Linked DNA regions of Homo sapiens: region 2 is linked to region 1. A link is an interaction called in ENCODE POLR2A ChIA-PET data of the cell type or tissue named here. Cell type or tissue: OCI-LY7. All regions are shown on one strand. Each heading gives the region's core, and the rest is flanking DNA. Links, peaks and the distances in the headings are about the cores only.

Evidence for each region. Peaks named below come from ENCODE experiments on the same cell type or tissue, not always from the same donor. Only the 100,000 strongest peaks of a DNase experiment are listed, where the experiment ranks them.
Region 2: POLR2A ChIA-PET joins it to region 1 with 25 read pairs; 4 of 35 experiments call an interaction of 5 or more read pairs at or near these places.

The regions. Positions count from the first base shown.
Region 1 is chr1:182,887,415-182,898,735 of GRCh38, reverse strand. DHX9 (DExH-box helicase 9) reads right to left here. Exons shown (of 28, transcript NM_001357.5): 28 at 10,754-11,321. The coding sequence ends at 11,302. Among named protein-coding and RNA genes, the nearest start is that of DHX9-AS1, 53 kb to the right of the region's middle. RefSeq lists a silencer at 8,494-8,543. In OCI-LY7, for the core only: no CTCF peak of the experiment used is centred there; no DNase peak of the experiment used is centred there.
Region 2 is chr1:182,944,892-182,956,212 of GRCh38, reverse strand. SHCBP1L (SHC binding and spindle associated 1 like) reads left to right here and starts at 3,047. Exons shown (of 10, transcript NM_030933.4): 1 at 3,047-3,484; 2 at 4,746-4,895. The coding sequence starts at 3,080. It also overlaps the pseudogene LOC100271717. In OCI-LY7, for the core only: no CTCF peak of the experiment used is centred there; no DNase peak of the experiment used is centred there.

The DNA.
Region 1 (11,321 bases), core at 8,793-11,292:
GGCGCCTGCCACCACGCCCGGCTAATTGTTTTTTTTTTTTTTTTTTTTTTTTTTTTTTTTTTTGTATTTTTAGTAGAGACTGAGTTTCACCGTGTTAGCCAGGATGGTCTCGATCTCCTGACCTCGTGATCCGCCAGTCTCGGCCTCCCAAAGTGCTGGGATTACAGGTGTGAGCCACAGCGCCCGGCCCAACAGCACTTTTTTAAAAGAAGAAAACCTATAGGCAGTTCCATAGATTTTGATTATACATAGTCTGTGTACACAAAGACTTGTTAAAATAATTCCAGGATTGTCCTTGGGGGCCTTAACAAGAAACATCTTTCTATAATGAACGTAGTGAGTATTAAGGGTGGGGATTTTCCTTTTCCATCCTCTTCCCCTACCTTTCTCAGTTTTTGGCTTCAGAAAGAATAGGTAATGGGCAAAGTAATATCTTTGAAGGTATACAATAAAAGCAGTAGCCTTGTGTAAACAAACTTCTTACTCTGGCCATCTACCTCCCTTCTGTTGCTGCCACTGGTTTCTAACCTATTTGTCTTTTCCCAGGCCAACTACAGAATATGGTGATGCTGTTTTTTCGTTTCATGATTCTAAAACGTGCATAAAGCATTTTTAAGATTTTCTAAGAATTTTGATATTTCATAAAATTAATTTTTTTCCTCTTCTACCTTTCCACCCCTACTTTTCCCCCTATACCTTATAAATGAAAGACTGAATTTATATATTGTATATATTGTGTTAGTTTTCCATTGCAGTCATAATAAGTCACCACAAACTTAGTGGCTTAACACAGATTTATAATCTTACAGTTCTGTAGGTCAAAAATCTGACATGGGTCTCACTGGGCCAAAATCAAAGTGTTGACAGGCCTGCATTCCTTTTTGGATGCTCTAGGGAAGGATCTGTTTCCTTGTTCATTTGGATGTTGACAGAATTCAGTTCCTTGTAGTTGTAGGATTCAGTTCCCTGTTTCCTTGACGGTTGACAGCTGAGTTTCTGGTGGCCGATTGCATTCCTTGGCTCATGGCCTCCATCCATTTTCAAAGCCAGCAACAGTGGATCAAGTGTCTCTCCTCTGAGTCTCTTGTCTATTCTTTTGTCTCATCTCCCTGACTCCTTCTTCTACCTCCCTCTTCCACTTTTAAGGACTCATATGATTAGATTGACCCTGCCTGGATGATCCAGGGTAATCTCACATCTCAAGATTCTTAACTTTATATATATAATTATATATATATGATTCTTAACTTTTAAAATATATATTTTATATGTTAAAAGTTAATAATCATATATAAGAACTATGTATGATTATATACTAGATAATATAATCTATAAACTATATAGTTAAATATATAAATAATATATAGTGTAATATATATACTTATTCTTAAATATTTAAATATGTATATATTCTTATATATTATATATATTTAAATACATATATTTAAAAAAATAAGATTCTTGGCCTGGCGTGGTGGCTCACGCCTGTAATCCCAGCACTTTTGGAGGCTGAGGTGGGCAGATCACCAGGTCAAGAGATCGAGACCATCCTGGCCAACATGGTGAAACCCTGTCTCTATTAAAAATACAAAAATTAGCTGGGTATGGTTGCGTGTGCCTATAATCCCAGCTACTTGGGAGGCTGAGGCAGGAGAATTGCTTGAACCTGGGAGAGATGGAGATTGCAGTGAGCCGAGATGGCGCCATTGCACTCCAGCCTGGTGACAGAGTGAGACTCTATCTCAAAAAAAAAAAAAAAAACTTGAGATGTGAGATTATTTATTATATAATAGATATATATTATAATGTACATATAATGTATTATATTAACACAAAAATGTAAAACTAAAATAATGTATTTATTGGTTATTTTTTACATGTTAGCATGAAAAATGTTTTACAGTTATGCCTGTTAAGATGAGAAACATTTAACATTTGATTATATAGCCAACTGCTTTGTTACCTTTATCTTAAATTTATTTCTAGGTATGAAAGAAATATGGAATTTCAAAGTTTGAAAATTCCTAAAAGTGCTTCCATTTAAGATAAATCCTAGGATGACCAATTCATCCCAGTTTGCCCAGGATTTTCCCAGTTTTAGCACTTCTTCTGTCTTAGGAAAACAGATAGTCCTGGGCCAATTGAGGCATTTGGCAACTCTAGTCAGTTCCCAGGAAGTAAAGATTCTTTTTACATCTTTTTTCTATGTCTTAAAATTTATTTTTTTAATCTTTAGTTTTGTGTATACATAGTGGTGTATATAGTTATGAGGTACATGAGATAATTTGATACAGGCATGCAATGAGTAATAACCACACACAATAAATGGGGCACCCATCACCTCAAGCATTTATTCTTTCTTTTTGTTACAAACAATACAATTATACACTTTTAGTTATCTTTTTTAAAAATTTTATTTCAATCGTTTTTGGGGAGCAGGTGGTGTTTGGTTACATGAATAAGTTCTTTAGTTGTGGTTTCTGAGATTTTGGTGCACCCAACACCTGAGCAGTGTACATTGTATCCAATGTGTAGTCTTTTATCCCTCACTCCCTCTTACCCTTTTCCCAAGTCCCCAAAGTCCACTATATCACTCTTATGCCTTTGCGTCCTCATAGCTTAGCTCCCACTTATAAGTGAGAACATACAATATTTGGTTTTTCCATCCCTGAGTTACTTTACATAGAATAATGTTCTCCAATTCCACCCAGGTTGCTGCAAATGCAATTATTTCATTCCTTTTTATGGCTGAGTAGTATTCCATAGTATGTATATACTACATTTTCTTTATCCACTTGGTTGATGGGCATTTAGGCTGGTCCTGTATTTCTGTAGTTGTGAATTGTGCTGCAATAAACATACGTGTGCAAGTGTCTTTTACATATAATGATTTATTTTCCTCTGGGGAACTACCCAGTAGTGGGATTGCTAGATCAAATGGTAGATCTACTTTTAGTTAAAGAATCTCTATACTGTTTTCCATAGTAGTTGTACTAGTTTACATTCCCACCAGCAGTGTAAAAGTGTTCCCTTTTCACCACATCCATACAAATATCCATTGTTCTTTTGATTTTTAAATTATGGCCATTTATGTAGGAGTAAGGTGGTATCTCACTGTGGTCTTAATTTGCATTTCCCTGATAATTAGTGATGTTGAGCATTTTTCATATGTTTCTTGGCCATTTGTATATCTTTTTAATTTTAAAATTTTTATTATTTTATTATTTTTAATTTTTGAGATGGAGTCTCACTCTATTGCCCAGGCTGGAGTGCAGTGGTGCGATCTCGGCTCACTGCAACCTCCGCCTCCCATGTTCAAGCCATTCTCCTGCCTCAGTCCCCCGAGTAGCTGGGATAATAGGTGCGCAACAACCACACCTAGCTAGGTTTTGTATTTTTAGTAGAGATGGGGTTTCACCATGTTGGCCAGGCTGGTCTTGAACTCCTGACCTCAGGCGATCCACCCACCTCACCCTCCCAAAGTGCTGGGATTACAGGCATGAGCCACTGTACCTGGCCTGTATAACTTCTTTTGAGAATTGTCTATTCATGTCCTTAGCCCACTTTTTGATTTTTTTTCTTGCTGATTTGAGTTCTGGATATTAGACCTTTGTTGGATGCATAGTTTGCAAATATTTTCTCCCACTCTGTGGACTGTCTGTTTACTAAGCTGATTATTTCTTCTGCTGTGCAGAAGTTTTTTAGTTTAATTAGGTCCCATCTATTTTTGTTTTTGTTGCATTTGTTTTTGGGTTCTTGGTCATGAACTCTTTGCCTAAGCCAATATCTAGAAGAGTTTTTCCGATGTTATCTTTTAGAATTTTTATGGTCTCAGGTCTTAGATTTAAGTCTTTGATCCATCTTGAGTTGATTTTTATATAAGGTGAGAGATGAGGATCCAGTTTCATTCTTCTACCTGTGGCTTGCCAATTATCTCAGCACCATTTGTTGAATGCAGTATCCTTTCCCCACTTTATGTTTTTGTTTGCTTTGTCAAAGATCAGTTGGCTGTAAATATTTGGCTTTATTTCTGGGTATTCTGTTCCATTGGTCTACATGCCTTTTTTTTATACCAGTACCATGCTGTTTTGGTAACTATAGCCTTGTAGTATAGTTTGAGTCAGCTAATATGATGCCTCTAGATTTGTTCTTTCCACTTAGTCTTGCTTTGGCTGTGCCGGCCTTTTTTGGGTCCATATGAATTTTAGGATTGTTTTTTCTAGTTCTGTGAAGAATGATGATAGTATTTTGATGGGAATTGCACTAAATCTATAGATTGCTTTTGGCAGTATGGTCATTTTCACAATATTAATTCTACCCATCCATGAGCATGGGATATGTTTCCATTTGTTTCTGTCATCGATGATTTCTTTCAGCAGTGTTTGGTAGTCTTCCTTGAAGAGATCTTTCACCTCCTTGGTTAGGTATATTCCTAAGTATTTTATTTTTGCAGCTGTTGCAAAAGTGATTGAGTTCTTGATTTGAGTCTCAGCTGAGTTGTTGTTGGTTTATAGCAGTGCTACTGATTTGCGTACATTGATTTTCTATCTTGAAACTTTACTGAGTTCATTTTTCAGATCTAGGAGCTTTTAGGATGAGTCTTACTGCATACCTAGGGTTTTCTAGGTATGCAATCACATCACTGACAGTGACAGTTTGACTTCCTCTCTACCGACTCTGATGCCCTTTCTCTTGTCTGATGCTCTGGCTAGGAAACTTTTAGTTTTCTTTAAATGTACAGTAAATTATTGTTGCCTGTAGTTGCCCTGTTGTGCTACCAAATTCTAAATCTTATTCATTCAATCTAACAATATTTGTGTACCCATTAACCATCCCCACTTTCCTACCACCACCACTACCCTTGCCAGCCTTTGGTAACCATTACTTTATCTCCATGAGTTCAACTGTTTTAATTTCTCTATTCTGTTCCATGAGTCTATGTACCTGTTTTCATGCAAGTAATGTTACAGTGGGTAGCTAGTTGGGTATGAGTGGGGCAGAAGAGAGCTCCGCCCCTTCCCCCACCCCCCACAATACACCAGGAGTGTCAGGCAACCATCAGGTGATGGTCAGGTGGTCAACTGTCTCTCTAAACTAATAACTGGTCACAGCCAGTGCCAAGGAAAGGCAGTCTCTCCTAATAAATAGAAAACACCTGAAACTGGTGATCAGCAGCTTCCTGATAAGAGCTCAGGAGTTTGGCAACTGGGGAGAAGTAACATAAAACCCCAGAAGTATGCCAGTGTATAAAACCCCAAGTCAAAAGGTCAAGCCACGCACTTGCGTCTTGAGTCACCTACTTGGCCCTCTTCCAAGTGTACTTTCCTTCCTTTTATTCCTGTTATAAAACTTTTATTTATTTATTTATTTTTTGGGAGATGGAGTCTCACTCTGTCACCCAGGCTGGAGTGCAATGGCATGATCTTGGCTGTCTGCAACCTCTGCCTCCTGGGTTCAAGCGATTCTCCTGCCTCAGCCTCCTGAGTAGCTGGGACTACAAGTGACCTCCACCACGTCTGGCTAATTTTTGTATTTTTTTTTTTTTTTTTTTGAGACGGAGTTTTGCTCGTTGCCCAGGCTGGAGTGCAATGACGCGATCTCAGCTCACTGCAACCTCTGCCTCCCGGGTTCAAGCGATTCTCCTGCCTTAGCTTTTCTGAGTAGCTGCGATTACGGGCGTGCACCACCACGCCCGGCTAATTTTGTATTTTTAGTAGAGACGGAGTTTCTCCATGCTGGTCAGGCTGGTCTCGAACTCCCGACCTCAGGTGATCTGCCCACCTCGGCCTCTTAGTGTTGGGATTACAGGCATGAGCCACCACACCTGGCCTTAATTGTTGTATTTTTAGTAGAGATGGGGTTTCATCATGTTGGCCAGGCTGGTCTCAAATTCCTGACCTCAGGTGATCCACCTGCCTGAGCCTCCTAAAGTGTTGGGATTACAGGCGTGAGCCACTGGGCCTGGCCCTTGTTATAAGACTTCTTAATAAAACTTTCACTCTTGCTCTAAAACTTGCCTCAGTCTCTCCTTCTGCCTTATGCCCCTCAAATTCTTTCCTCTGAGGAGGCAAACAGTACCATGTTGTTTTGGTTCCTATAGTTCTACAGTATAATCTGAAGTCAGGTAATGTGATTTCTCCAGTTTTGTTCTTTATGCTCAGGATGACTTTGGCTATTCTGGGTCTTTTGTGGTTCCATTTAAATTTTAGAATTATTTTTGCTATTTCTGTGAAGAATGTCATTGGTATTTTGATAGAGAATGCATTGAATCTGTAGATTGCTTTGGGTAGTATGGCCATTTTAACAATATCGATTCTTGCAGTCAAAGAACAGGAATATTTTTCCATTTTTTGGTGTCCTCTTCAATTTCTTGCATCAGTGTTTTATAGTTTTTATTGTAGAGATCATTCATGTCTTCAGTGAAGTTTATTCTTAGATATTTTATTTTATTTGTAGCTATTATAAATTGACTTACTTTCTTGATTTCTTTTTCAGATTGTTTGTTGCTGGCATAGAAATGCTATTGATTTTTGTATGTCTGTTTGTATCCTGCAACTTTACCAAATTTATCAGTTCCAGTAGTTTTTCTGCTGGAGTCTTGAGGTTTTTCCAAATATAAGATCATATCATCTGCAAACAAGGATAATTTGACTTTTTCCTTTCCAATTTGGTTGCCCTTTATTTCTTTCTCTTGTCTCATTGCTCTAGCTAGGACTTCCAGTTATGTTGAATAACAACGGTGAAAGTGGCATCCTTGTCTTGTTCTAGATCTTAGAGGAAAGTCCTTTCCCATTCAGTATGATACTAGCTGTGGGTCTGTCATATGTGGATTTTATTGTATTGAGGTATGTCCTTCTATACCCAGTTTTTTGAGGGTTTTATTTAAATCATGAAGGGATGGTTGTTTTTTTTTTTAATTATACTTTAAGTTCTAGGGTACATTTGCACAACGTGCAGGTTTGTTACATATGTATACATGTGCCATGTTGGTGTGCTGAACCCACTAACTAGTCATTTACATTAGGTATATCTCCTAATGCTATCCCTCCCCCCTCCCCCCACCCCACGGGATGGTTGAATTTTAACAAATGCTTTTTCAGCATTAATGGAAATTATCATGTTTTTTGTCCTTCATCCCGTTGATATGATTTATCACATTGGTTGATTTGCATATGTTGAACCATTCTTCAGCTGAAGGAAGGAGTCCTTCTAGAAGCCACAAGCTGTGCTTTCTGTTTTGGGGGAGGGGTGACGTAAACACTCCATTGGCTGCCCCAGCTGGCGTCTCACTAGGTTGTGTGTACCTGAAGTGAACTGGCTCAGAGCCCAGCACAGCACCAGGACTTGTCCAGGAATTGCAGTCCTTGTGGCCTAGACTGCCTTTCATTTAGGACCCCAGAGCACTTTGGTCTGCAGTGGCAGGGCTTGCCAGAAGTCAGGTTCCAACTACTGGGAAGGACAATTCATCTCTGGCTATAAATATCTAGGTGTCTAGGTATCAATATACCTAGCTATCTCTGGCTAGGTATAAATGTTTCCTCCATGGGCGTGGGCTAAATTCTTCTTTGCACTGTGATAGAGTAGCACTGAGTTCCAACGCAGTCTCACAATCTGTTCCCCCACTGCCAGGCACACAGATTCTATCTGCGCCATGTGGCCGCTGCCAGGGCATAGAGAAGTGGTGATGTAGGCCAGTCAAGACTGTCTTTCCTACCTTCTTCCGTGCCTCTTTCCTCAATATACCTCTTTCCAGGTACTGTGATCGCTCACCTGATTTTTAGTTCTTACAAAGGTTTTTGTGTGGATAGTTTTCAGTTTGGTGTTCTTGCAGGGAGATGATCACTGGAGGCTTTTATTCAGCCATCTTGCTCCACCTCTCCTCAACATCTTTTCTTAGAAGCTAAATTATCACTAAAATAGTCTCAGAAATTCAGGTAACCTCAGTTAACTTTGAGATTCAATATTAAATTTTCCCCACATGGTCCAGAAATATTTTATACTACATGTAATAGAACAGTCTGCAAATATGAAAGTTACACAAATACAACTTTAAAAAACTTCCCTTTTTGTCTTCTGGACAGTAATTCAAGTCTAAGTCTTTCTGGTAAATACAGTAGAATTCAGGAGCCGTTTTCCCAGTCAAAACCAAAATTCACATCAGTTCCAAATTAGAAATTCCATTTTTGGTTTTCTTTACTATCCTCCTGTCCCAATTCTGTTTCCAGATTCAGAAAGAGGGAAATTGGTATTCAAATACATGCTTGGCTAAAGTTAATGTCTTCTTTCTTGTTGTCTGGGCTGACCCCTAAGTTGGCACAACTATTCATATTCTGATCTGTTCCTATGGCATCGGTGACATTCAGAGGGTCTGGAGTGTAGCTTCACAGCACAAAAGATCCCACCAAATTGTAGCTGCTTACTTGAGGACACTGTACCTACACATTCTGTTAACGCAGGGAGGTCTGCAGCATGGCTTCCTGCAATTGGCACATCAGCTTTTTCTTCCAGTTAACTTTCAAACTGTCAACCACAGACCAAACACGTGCACATCAGGCCACTCTTTCCTGTCTGAACTTCTAGAAGGGCTGACTCAATTGTCACTGCCAACTCTTATTACCCCCAAACCCCGGCAGATATGTGCTGTGAGAGAAGGGGTGGTAAGCAGAAAACTTTCTACATTATTTTTTCCTCGAATTCTCTCCCATTTCCTGAATGGGAACGGTGTGTATTCAAGCTCTCATTTTGGAAGAACTTTCAGTCATTGCACACTTGCTGTGACATTCTTTAACTATTGTCTTTGTTCTAAGCAAAATGTAGAGATGGCTAAGAAAGGAAATGAAGGCGGGCTGTGGTGGCTCATGCCTGTAATCCCAGCACTTTGGGAGGCCGAGGCAGGTGAATTGCCTGAGGTCAAGAGTTCAAGATCAGCCTGGGCAGGTGAAAACCCATTTCTACAAAAAATACAAAAATTAGCTGGGTGTGGTGGTGGCAGGGGCCTGTGGTCCCAGCTATCCACTGCTTAGGAGACTGAGGTGGGAAGATTGTTTGAGCCTGGGAGGTAGAGGTTGCAAGTGAGCTGAGATTGTGCCACTACACTCCAGCCTGGGTGACCCTGCCTCAAAAAAGAAATTAAACAGTGGTTGATGTCTCAAGGTATTAATGTCACAAAATACTCTACGTAGCCTTCTGCTCTTTTAAGTCTCATCTAAGAAAAGGAATGATTTCTGGACCTTATGATGGATTCTTTGGTAACTGGATTCCCACTTACAGCTATGACAAATACAAATGGCACTGAACTTTTCCTCCCATGTAAGCAACTAGTGAAACAGCTGCTTTCAGACATTAGGTAACAGGCAATGCAGAACTGTGATCCCCAATAAGGAAAACAAATGAGACAAGTCCATGGCTATGTGGAAGCACTTTCTGGGTCATGGCAGAGGGAGAAAGTACCAAGCAGAGCACTGCGGTTAAGAGACAAACGAGTTTAGGGAGGACAGCTGGAATATGTGGGGCACAAGACCGGGGGAAGCTACACATGGAGCTCCTCAGGTCTTTAGCTGAACATGGTAACGTTAGAACTGTGCCTTAGTGCTTCTTTCAACCTTCAGAGAATGCACTTTGACAACTTTTGGCCATTTATCAATTTACATTTCTAATTGAATTTGTTGGAGGGATGAGTACCATTCAAATGAACCATTACTGATTTTATACCTTTTATGGGAGTTTTCACAACTTGCAAAGGGAGAGAAAGCTCATGATCAATCGATGGTGCTAGTTCAGTTTGGCTAGCTACAGCTGTACAGCAGAAATGAAGGTAGAGCCGGAGTGAGTGGCTAAGAAGGGAGTTTAGCCTCTACCCTGACGGCAGTTAAGAACCATTAGTTTAAGTCAGGAGAGGGGGTATGAAACTGGATTTGTTTGGGAATGTTTACTGTAGCTGTAGTGGAGATCATCTTGAGGCAGGCCTGTAGGCAGGATCAGTTAAGTTGCTGTGGCACTGTATGTCCAAACTAAGACTGAATAGAACAGAGGCAACTCAACTATAAAAGTATATTGAAAGATATTTTGAGCTGACTAGAGATGGTGGCTTAAGCAATTAAGCAGCTGAAACTCCAAAGAGCAGAGCAGAGAACATAGTACTGTCAGGACACAGGGTAGGTGGGGAGGGGAAGGTCAGTTTGGAAGGCACTGAGATTTTTTTCTGTGGGATATTTAAGCAGAGACGCATGTTCAGTGTGCAGTTGTTTACATGGCTCAGAAAGGAAATTTCGGTTGGAGACAGACTTGTGAGTCTGCAGATAGGTGCCATCAGCTTAACAATAATTGCTGAAGGTGATCTAAAACATGTATGCAGGATAAAGGACTTTGAAAAGGAAACCAAAACAAAAATATGCCCAAGATCATCCACATGGTTGAGAACAGAATTAAGACAAACCCAGTTCTGTGTAATCCAGTACCTTTGCCCTCTCCACTGTATCTTGCTCAAATGAGAAATGTGAAAAAATTCACTGGAAACTGTAATGTGCTATAAATGTATGAATATCTCTATTAAAACAAAGTAGCTTAACAAAAACCTTTTGCAACACAGTAAGGTAGGTAAATGTGTCACATCAGTGAAGCTTCATTTACCTTTTATTCAAGAGTTCTATGGATTGATTTTATTGCTTTTAATTGTCATCGTGGAAACTAACTTAGAAAAGAAAATGCTGGCCTTGGTCTTATTCAAAGACAGAATATGGGAGGAAGCCAAATGTTCAACCCTAGGTCAAAAGTTTTATTCAGGTTTATGTGGCTTGTGCACTTGCCAGTATTTACTTCAAAAGGTAACAATTCAATTCCAAGATGATTTATTCTATTACAAGTAGTATCACTTAGTATACTTTTGAAACAGGGTACAACTTCTCTGACATTTAAAATCAACAGATGTAGCTGGCATTGTAAAATTTTCTAACATACGAGGTCAACAAACAAACTACACGGCAAGTATTCGGTGTAATACTTTATTTTCTATTGTATTAAACGAAAGCCAGGAAAATACCAAGTTATTTAAAGGCAAATCTTTACTCCTTAAAGAAAAAATACAAACTGTGGTATTTTTAAGAGATCGTTATATTTTACATAATATAAACAAAATCACTAATGCATCTATATGCTTGGTTTCCTTAAACTACAATGAACCACAGAATGGGTGAAAATGCATTTACTTTTTGGTGGCAAATAAACATACTGGAAAAAACACGTAACACATAGCATGCCTTTTTTTCCTTACTGTCTACACACAGGAACTGACATAACCAAGTTTTAATAGCCGCCACCTCCTC
Region 2 (11,321 bases), core at 3,806-6,305, 62 kb before region 1:
CTCCTGGCCTGCTGGGCTCAGTCCCCACCCCACTGCTTGGCACTCGACTGGCAGAATCTGAGTGATGCCTTCTGCACTCCCTGCCCTGCTCTGCCACTGGCTGTGTCTGAGCCAGAGGATCAGTGCTCAGCAGCAGACTCTCCCAAAACCCATCATCTGGGCTGAACCCAGTTCATGAATCCAAATGAAAAGCCGGTGACCATCTGTCACTGGGGAGATTCTGAGGCTGTTGAATACCAGCTGTACTTTGAAGGAAGCCTTTCTGCCATGGAGAGACCAAAACCCCCTGAATGGATTAACAAAGTTGAATTCCACATCCTACTCATGACCTTCCGCACAGCAGGGCTATACAGCTGCTTCTATCTGGCTGGGGAGCTCTGGTCGGAGCCCAGTGACTCTGGATCTGGTGGTAACAGGAGGGAAGATCCAGCCGCACACAGTGCAGATATGGGAATGTCCAGGCGGAGTTCCCCATTGGTCCTGTGACCACAACCCACAGAGGGACATACCGATGTTTTGGCTCCTATAACAACCATGTGTGGTCTTTCCCCAGTGAACTGGCAAAGCTCCTGATCATAGGTGACATTGAGAACACCAGCAGACCCCACCTCTTCTGGCTCTTGGGACACCTACCTTTTAACCAGAGACGGGACTCCAGAAAGACTGTGCCCTCTGAGACCACACTGCCCAGAATCTCCTTCAGATGGGCCTAGCTTTCCTTGTCCTGGTGACTCTGGTGTGATTCCTAGTTGAAGACTGGCTCAGCAGGAAGAGGACTAGAGGGCGAGCCAACAGAGCTTCCACTTGGGATTGCGGCAGAAGGTTGAGAACACAAAGACCCCTTGAAGAATGACCAAGAAACGCAGTGGCCATGGGTGGAACTGAAAGCCGATCTTGAGCCTGGGCATTGGGAGCTCTGTGTTGGGAGAAGGGAGTCATTGTAGGAAAAAGGGACAGTGGTATTCCATTTGTCAAAGCATCCTGGAGGAGACAGGAGGTGGGAGAAACAAGCTAAATTTCTTTGGGAGGCAAAAAAAAAGAAAAAAGTTGTTTTAAAAACTCAGCTTAAGTATCCCTTCTTTGGAGAAGAAAGGTCCTTTTCTCCTACAATGTGGAATATATGTGTATATATATACACACACACACACACACACACACGCATATATATACACACATAAATAAATACAAATTATTTGTGTGTATATAAATATATATATGTATGTATTTATGTGTATTTACATAAATAAAAGCATGGTCCTTACCAAACACAATCATCTACTGACCCATCTGTATCTTTCACTAGGATTACGAGGGCAGGGATTTGGTCTTTTACCTCTATAACTGTGGCATCTACGCATTGTGTGGCATGTAACAGATTTCTAACAAGTATTTGCCTTTTGGAGGAAAAGGGAGCTGTTGCTGTTTTTAAACTTTGGCCCAGGACAGGTGGTCTTTATTATTCAGAACCTAAGAATTAAAAAACCCATAATTTATCAAAAACAAACTTTTGAAGAAACACTAGAGTAAAACATTTGTGTGTGTGTGTGTGAGTGAAATATGCAGTTAGTATTGTTATAAACAAAGTCCAGGACTCAACGAAAGGAATAAAGTAAGAATAGAATTGAAACATGATGCATGTTGTAATTATTCCCTAAACTACAGTAACATGATGTTAATTTTTTTTTTTTTTTTTTTTTTGAGACGGAGTCCCGCTCTTTAGCCTAGGCCGGATTGCAGTGGCGCAATCTCGGCTCACTGCAAGCTCCGCCTCCCAGGTTCACGCCATTCTCCTGCCTCAGCCTCCCGAGTAGCTGGGACTACAGGCGCCCGCCACTGCGCCCGGCTAATTTTTTGTATTTTTAGTAGAGACGGGGTTTCACCGTGTTAGCCAAGATGGTCTCGATCTCCTGACCTTGTGATCCGCCCGCCTCGGCCTCCCAAAGCGCTGGGATTACAGGCGTGAGCCACCGCGCCCAGCCACATGATGTTAATATTTTCCTCAAAATAAACTCAGAATTTAACATAGTGTTCTTCCAGACGAGTGTGAAGGAAGGCAGGTGTTTTCCCAATGCTGTTCTCCTTGGGAGCTGTCAGCTTCAGTGCAGTATTTCACAGCTAGACTGTGAACAAACGTTAATTCCAATTGGCTCAATATACATTCAACAGTAAAATACCAGAAGTGAGTGGTCTCTGTTGTTCTCCAAAATGTATGATCTGGAACAGACTTTTATCGTGAAAGTGTTCATAGTTTGCACACATCACTCCCAGCTGGAAGTTGTTGTCCAGTTTAACAGTTATATAATATAATCTTTTATGTGAGAATTTTGAATAGCACAACAGAGACAAGAAAACAGACTAACTTCTCCTTGGTATGACCACATCTTGGCAAAAAGTGAAAGTCCTATTTAAAATGTAAAGGAAATCCTATTTGGTGAACCCTGTAATAGGTGGGGGCTAAAAGGGAAATCTAGGTTGCTGGATTTGTCACTAGGGTTTCCTCTAGTAATAGCCAGAGGGTTCCAGTTAGTGTCACCTCCCAGTATGAAAATAAATTTTCTTTCAGGCTTTGTTTGTGGAGTGGTAGGTGGAGCATTTTTTTAGGTCCTGATGACCTGGAAGGTGACTCATAATCACCCTGAAACGTATGAGGACCCTAAGGAAACCTCCCCTGGGGGAGACAGAGGGCTGGGGTTAGAGCCATTGCGTTGGGCTCGTCTGGCACCTTCTGGTGTGTGCGGCACCTGGTGGGGGTTCGGCACGGAGCCGCACCCAACACTGACCCGGGCCCCCCCACCCCTGTCCTGAGCCCAGGCGCTTCGCCCTGTCCCACCTAGCTCTGAGCAGCGCCCCCCAGCACCCTGAATGCGTCCGCAGGACCCCGCGCTCTACCCGCAGGCCCCGCACCCCCTAGCTCTGGGCCGCGCCTCACATCCCTCCCAGAGCCGCAACACCCCACCCGGCGGGACGCCCTCGAGCAGCCGCTCGTTGCGGGCCTGAAGCGCAGAGCGCCTATTGGCCAGAGCGGCCGAGGGCGGGAAAAGTGGCCAACGGCTGCCTCGGCCCTCGGGCTGCTGAGGAGATGGCGTCGGGCTCCAAGGCCTCGGTGCCCGCGGACTCATTCCGCACCATCAGCCCGGACAGGCGAGGCGAGAAGTCCGCCTCCGCTGTCTCCGGGGACACGGCGGCCGCGACCACCCTGAAGGGCACCGCGATCCCAGTGCGGTCGGTGGTGGCCTCCCCTCGCCCGGTGAAGGGGAAAGCGGGCCGGGAGACGGCCAGGCTGCGGCTCCAGCGCCTGCCCGCGGCTCAGGCCGAGGACACGGGAGAGGCGGCGGCGGCGGCGGCGGAGGAGCCCCTGCTGCCAGTGCCTGAGGATGAAGAGGAGGCGCAGCCCCTGCCCCCAGTCTGCGTGTCCCGTATGAGGGGGATGTGGCGGGACGAGAAGGTGTCGCTGTATTGCGACGAAGTGCTGCAGGACTGTAAGGTGAGCGGATCCGGGACAGGAAGACTACGGTCGGAAGCTCGTCGGAACCTGGGGACAGGCATCTGGGGCTTCCCTCTTAGGCGGATGGGGATCCACAGGGCACAACGAAAACTTGCGTTTCAAAAAAGTAAATGGAGTCAACATGTATAGAGCGTTCACCTTGTTAGAGGTGCCCGCGTCCTGCCCTAGAGGAGTTAAGGTTCGAGTTTCCGACAAAATTCGTCAGGTAACGGGACAGCCCTGAGAGAGAATTTTCTGAGAGCTCCTAAAAAATGAAGATATATTGGCCTTATCATTGCACAGGCATGAATCTTGGTACCTTTATTTAACAGTTTATGTCCAAACATGAGTAAGATCACTTAGCCTTGACTTTTACACTAGAATGCTAGAAATTACTTTAAGGGTACTTCCCACTCAGCAGTCCACAATGCGGCATGATATATATGTGTGTGTATATATATATATAAATGTGTGTGTGTGTGTGTGTGTGTGTATATATATATATATATATATATATATATATATATATATATATATTTTTTTTTTTTTTTTTTTTTTTTTTTTTTTTTTTTGGAGACGGAGTTTCATTCTTGTTGCCCATGCCGGAATGCAGTGGGGCAATCTCGGCTCACACAACCTCCGCCTCCCGGTGCAAGCAATTCTCCTGCCTCAGCCTCCCGAGTAGCTGGGATTACAGGCATGAGCCACCACGCCTGGCTAATTTTGTATTTTTTTTTAGTACAGATGGGGTTTCTCCAGTTGGTCAGGCTGGACTCGAACTCCCGACCTCAGGTAATCTGCCCGCTTCGGCCTCCCAAAGTGTTGGGATTACAGGCATGAGCCACCGTGCCTGGTGGCATGACTTTCTTTTATAGAAAATACATATCTGATAAAACGGAATAGAGCAAATATTTCATGTTTCTAACCTATTTTTTTAAGTTGTAGCAGAAGAATTTGTGTACCTGCATATTCACTGCAGTGATATTTATAAAAAGTTGAAAATTAAGACATAAACAATAACTAGCTGTCTTATCTATGAATTATTCGAGTGAATAGATCTCTTTTAAGTTTAATTTTTTGTTGGTGATGTTTTCCACTAGATGCGGTTTCAGTTAAAATCTGTAATTTTCCAGGTCATTCATTATTTAAGGCTATATTGGTTCCATTTTAAAATAGAAATCAGTAAAAAAAAAAAAAACCACTTAGTTTAAAATCTATAATTTCATATATTTATATGTAGATCCATTTTTTCTCTTGTTAGGCAGAAGATGCTGATGAAGTTATGGGTAAATACCTATCAGAAAAATTAAAGTTGAAAGACAAATGGCTTGGAGTCTGGAAGACTAATCCCAGTGTATTCTTTGTGAAATATGAAGAAGCTTCTATCCCTTTTGTTGGTATATTGGTTGAGGTAAATAAATTTTATTTGATCTTTGTTCTTTTTGAATCAGTTCTTTTAAAGACTAAAATATGACTTTATTATTTGGAGATTGATACACAAGAGTTGACACATTTTTACTTCTGTTTTAAGTTTCCGAGAAAATTAATAGTGTAAAAAGAAGGTTAGGGGAATATTAGTGCCTGTAAACCATTATCATTAAATGGAATCTAGTAGTATCAGACAATATTTATTAGCCTAGTTTTTGCTCAACTAATGTAAAAATAACAAAAATGCATTTCTTATAAAATTAGTGATTCAGTCTTTAACAAACTTGGGCCTTCTTTTTCTGTCTTTTCCCTTTAATCTTCATTTATCTGAATTAAGAAGTTTAGTTCAGATGAGGAAAAAAAAAGAAATGGATCAGAAAACTACTGGGAAAATTTGAAATTTTTTTCCTTTGAAAAGTACCCTTTTTAGGGAGGCTGAGGCAGGAGAATGGTGTGAACCCAGGAGGCGGAGCTTGCAGTGAGCTGAGATCATGCCACTGCACTCCAGCCTGGGCAACAGAGTGAGACTCCGTCTCAAAAAAAAAAAGTACCCTTCTAGTATAATATCTTCCAAGCCTTTATCTGATAAGATTTTTCTTTTTTTTTTCTTTTGAAACAGAGTTTCGTCCTGTCGCCCAGGCTGGAGTGCAGTGGTGTGATCTCGGCTACTGCAACCTCTGCCTCCCCGGTTCAAGCGATTCTCCTGCCCCAGCCTCCCGAGTAGCTGGGATTACAGGCGCATGCCACCATGCCCAGCTAATTTTTTGTATCTTTGGTAGAGACGGGGTTTAACCCTGTTGGCCAGGCTGGTCTTGAACTCCTAACCTTGTGATCTTTAGCAGAGAAGGGGTTTCACCATGTTGGCCAGACTGGTCTCGAACTCCTGGCCTCGTGATCTGCCTGACTCAGCCTCCCAAAGTGCTGGGATTACAGGCATGAGTCACTGCACCCGGCCCTAATAAGATTTTTCTTTGTTAGGCCTGTAGGCTAAACATTGTGGCATGTTTGATTCTGTTAAAGGTCAATTATCCTTATATAGAAATTAATATTTATAACCACAAATGATACCCTTACCCCAGATAGTTAGTTTAAATCTGTATTTTTGGATACAAGAAAAACTTATGTATGTAACTTGTTGTATTATATACTACTTGAAAACAATTTAAAAATATGTGTTCTGTGGAAAAGTCAGTGTCAGTTTTACAGATAAAGAATGGCGGCTGGGCGTGGTGGCTCACGCCTGTAGTCCCAACACTTTGGGAGGCCAAGGTAGGTGAATCACTTGAGCTCAGGAGTTAGAGACCAGCCTGAGCACCATGGTGAAACCCCATCTCTACCAGAAAAACAGGCACACACCTGTGGTCCCAGCTACTCAGGAGGCTGAGGTGGGAGGATCGCTTGAGCCTGGGAGGCAGAGGTTGCAGTGAGCCTGGGTGACATAGTGAGGCCCCATCTCAAAAAAAAAAAAAAAAAGAATACCATATTTTCAGTCACAGAGATTACAAAGGAATGTAAAAGATTATTGGGATTAGTTAATTTTTCAATAAGACTCTATTAGTTAATATTTCAGTAATACTGTTTCTTTTCCTTTTTCTTTTTTTTTCAAGATAAGGTCTAACTCTGTTGCCCAGGCTGGAGTGCAGTGGTGCAATCTCAGCTCACTGCAACCTCTTCCTCTAGGTTTCAAGCAGTCCTCCCACCTCAGCCTCCTGAGTAGCTGTGACTGCAGGCGTGTACCACCACACCCGGCTAATTTTTGTGTTTTTAGTAAAAACGGGATTTCACTATGTTGGCCAGGCTGGTCTCGAACCCCCGACCTCAAGTGATCCACCCACCTCAGTCTCCCAAAGTGCTGGGATTACAGGCAGAGCCACCATGCCCAGCCAGTAGTACTCTGTTTTGTAGAGGTTTGCTCATCTTCAGACTTTGAGTAGCTTTGCCGAGATCTTTCACAACTTCTCTGGATTTTTTTCATCTGGATAAAAATGGTTTTCATCTGGCTTTATGACTTTTTTTTTTTTAGTATAAGTTTGTGGGTTTTTTTTCAATCAGGTTTTATGTGGAAGCTTAACATTAAAGCAGAACATTTCTGATTGAAATGGATGATGGTGTCTTAGCAGCTCTCTCCATACCTCATGATAGCCCCTATACTCCATAAAACTTTTCAAGATCTCTAAAGTTCCATGGAAACTCAGTGGATTAGGTAACCTTAAAGTTCTATCAATTTCTAAGGTTTTACCTGCAATACATTGATTATTTAATCTGTCCCTGCCTTGCTTTAGAATTTGTGAGGGTCTAGTAATGTCCTCTAAATGTTAGAAAGACAGGATGAAGCATAAGAACAGAGGAAAAAGCAAAACAGTATATTGGCAGATTCTAATTCTTTTGTGGCAGAAAAACAAGTGAGAATGGCTCTTGGGACCTCTTAAGATAGTGCTGCACAATTCATATTGTTGTTTTATCTGACTCTGCTTCTTTAGTCTTACTTCAGTTGAAGTATTAATAATGCTATATAATACTCTTTGTTCTGATGTCACAATAATTTATTCCTATGGGCCCCTGATCGCTTTTTCTTTAGATGCTGTATTAGTTTTCTATTGCTGCCACAACAAATTACCACACTCAGTGGCTCAAAGAATACAAATTTATTATCTTACAACTCTGTAGGTCAGAAGTCTGACATGGGCCTAACTGAGCTAAAATCAAGGTGTATGCAAGGCTGCATACCTTTATGGAGGCTGTGTGGGAGAATCTGTTTCCTGGCCTTTTTTAACCTCTAGAAGCAGCCTGCATTCTGTGGCTTGTGGCCCTCTTCCTTCATCTTCAATGTGCTTCTCACACTGCATCTTTCTGCTTCACTGCAGGCTAAAAAGGCAGTCCCCTTTTAATAGACTCGTGATTAGAATGGGCCCAACTGGGTAATCCAAGATGACCTCCACATCTCAATGTCTTTAGTTGTAATCACATCTGTGAAGTCCATTTTGCCATGTAAGGTAACATATTCACAGATTAGGATTAGGGAATGGACGTCTTTGGGGGCCATTATTATGCCTATCATGAATTCATACAATAACCAACCAACAAACAAAAAACTTAGAAACATAGTGTTGACTCCTGAACAGTGCAGGGCCCTGCACAGTCAAAAATCCGTGTATAACTTTTGACTTCCCAAATACTTAACTAATAGCCTACTGTTGACTGGAAGCCTTGCTGATATCGTATACAGTTGATTAACATATTTTGTATGTCATAAATATGATAAACACTATATTCTTACAATAAAGTAAGCTAGAGAAAAGAAAATGTTATTAAGAAAATTGTAAAGGCAGGGCACAGAGGTCTGTGCTTGTAGTCCTAGCATTTTGGGAGCCCAAGGCAGGAGGATCGCTTAAAGTCAGAACTTTGAGACTAACCTGGGCAACATAGCAAGACCTCATCTCTACTGAAAATTTTAAAATGAACTGGGTGGTGGTGCACACCTATAGTCCTCTCTACATGGGAGGCTGAGGTGAGAGGATCACTTGAGCCCAGAAATTTGAGAGCAAGACCCTGTCTCATAAAAGAAAAATCATAAGGAAGAGAAAAATATATTTACTATTCATTATATAGAAATAGATCATCATAAAGATCTTCATTTCTGTTGTCTTCATGCTTAATAGGCTGAGGAGAAGGAGGAAGAGGAAGAAGAGGAGTTGGTCCTGCTGTCACTAGGGTAGCAGAGGCAGAAGAAAATACGCATATAAGTGGACCCATCCAGTTGGAACATGTGTTGTTCAAGGGTCAACTGTATTTGATGGGAAGGAAATCTAGCATATCCTTAATTTTGGTTATAAAATGGTCCAGAAATTAAGAAAACTTTTTTATAACTTCTGTACAAAGCAGTTTAGCAAAATATATCAAGAACTTTAAACTAGCACTTTATTTCTGGAAATGTCTTCTATGAAAATCGGAAATGTGGAAAAACATTGCTTCTTGGCCTTTTGCCTAAGATCCAAGTGTAGAAATGCAGAAAAAGATTTAGGTGTTAAGGTGATCATTGTGATTTTTTTTTTTTTTTTTTTTTTGAGACAGAGTCTCACTCTGTCACCCAGGCTGGAGTACCATGGCGCGATCTCGGCTCACTGCAATCTCCAGCTCCCAGGTTCAAGTGATTTTCCTGCCTCAGCCTCCTGAGTAGCTGGGATTATAGGCGCGAGCCACCATGCCCGGCTAATTTTTGTATTTTTAGTAGAGACGAGGTTTCACCATGTTGCCGAGGCTGGTCTCGAACTCTTGACCTCAGGTGATCCACCTGCCTCAGCCTCCCAAAGTGCTGAGATTACAGGCGTAAGCCACCGTGCCCAGCCACCTGGGCTTTTCTTTGCACCATATATTCTAGATGGGGTACTAGAAGAGCTAACAACCTGGAAACATCAACGTGTAAAACAGCAACAACAAAAAGCAGAATGAAGACAGGACAATTATTGTGCTTGAAGATAGAAAAATAGAAATTATCAAATCCTAACACCATAAAGAAAATAGACTTAAAAGGACAGAACCTCAGGAACATGTTGGACTATAACAAAAGACCTAGCATTCATGTCTTCAGAGTTCCAGAAGGAGAGAAGAAAGAGAGAGGGCTAAAAAATATTCAAAGAATGGCAGAAAATTTACCAAATTTGGCAAAAGATATAAACCTACAAATTTAAGAAGCCAAATTGAGGAGCATGGTTAAGGGTGGGAGTACTCCCATTGGGAAGAAGGGAATTACATGAAAATTTGCTGGTACTGAATGTTGGGATCCTCTATCTTCTACCTTCCAACTCTGCTTCTAGAACACAGGCAGCTAAGGCATATCACTCCAGGAATGAGATTTGAAATATTTTTGTATGATCATATGCTAAAAAAAAAAAAAGACTTAATGATACTGATTTACCACAGAAAGAGCCTGGGTGGATCAACCAGTGAAGAGGAGATGAGGAGGAGAAGAAAGGAAGAGAGAAGAGAGATGGGGGAAGAGGTTGGTGGCAAGAACAGAAGAAAGCAAATTGTCAAATTGTAAAGGTTTCTCAGAACCAAAGGTCATAAATTTCTAGACTGAAAGGGCCCACTTAGTGTCCAACACATAATGAAATTTGGGAATACTGGGACCAAAGAGAAGGTCCAATAAGATTCCAGAGAGGAAAAAGATAGGTTTATATAAAGAATCAAGAGGTAGAATGGCATCAGACATCAGACCTTTCCTTTTTTTTTTTTTTTTTTAAGACGGAGTCTTGCTCTGTTGCCCAGGCTGGAGTGCAGTGGTGCAGTCTTGGCTCACTGCAACCTCCACTTCCCAGGCTCAAGCAATTCTCATGCCTCAGCCTCCCGAGTAGCTGAGACTGCAGGCATGCGCCACCATACCCAGCTAATTTTTGTATTTTTAGTAGAGATGGGGTTTCACTATGTTTACCAGGCTGGTCTGGAACTCCCGGCCTCAAGACATCCTCCCACCTCGGCCTCCCAAAGTGCTGGGATTACAGATGTAAGCCACCACACCCAATCCAGACTTTTCAAAAGTAATTCTTAGTTTTAAAAAGCTATGAAAATGTATTTTCAAAAATTTTAGGGAAAGTGATATCCCACTGTATAATTTTATACCTAGGCACACTATAAGTCAAGTGTAGAAAAAATACATTTTCAAATATGTGAGGTCTCAAAAGTTATGTCCAATGCACCCTTTCTTAGGAAGTTAATGGATGTCATCTACAGTCAAGGGAGTAAATCAAGAAATACGAAGACATCAGATTCAAAATGTAGAGAAGCCACAACCTAAGAGAAAAACAAAGGGAATTCCTGGGATGATGGCAAAGTGATAACAGCTATGTACATAGCAGGCCTAGAGAACCACTTCAGAATAGAACTGGTCAGAGAACTCTGGAAGAGTGCTTTAAATAAAATGAAACCAGTATTTTATTTCAAACACAATCTATTGGCTTTGAACATATTGAAAGGAGATTTTTACAACTTAAGGAATTTGGGGCTAAATTAATGAAAGCCACGTAGAAAATGAGCAAATGGCTGGGCGCAGTGGCTCACGCCTGTAATACCAGCACTTTGGGAGGCCAAGACGGACGGATTGCCTGAGGTCAGGAGTTCAAGACCAGCCTGGCTAACATGGTGAAACCCCATCTCTACTAAAAATACAAAAAATAGCCGGATGTGGTGGCGCACGCCTGTAGTCCCAGATACGTGGGAGGCTGAGGCAGGAGAATTGCTTGAACCCGGGAGGCAGAGGAGTTGCAGTGAGCCCGAGATCACACCACTGCACTCTAGCCTGGGTGACAAAGAAAGGCTCCGTCTCAAAAAAAAAAAAAAAAAAAAAGAAAGAAAGAAAAAAGAAAATGAGCAAATGAAAAGCAATACAATTATTGACTGCTGGGAAAACGTT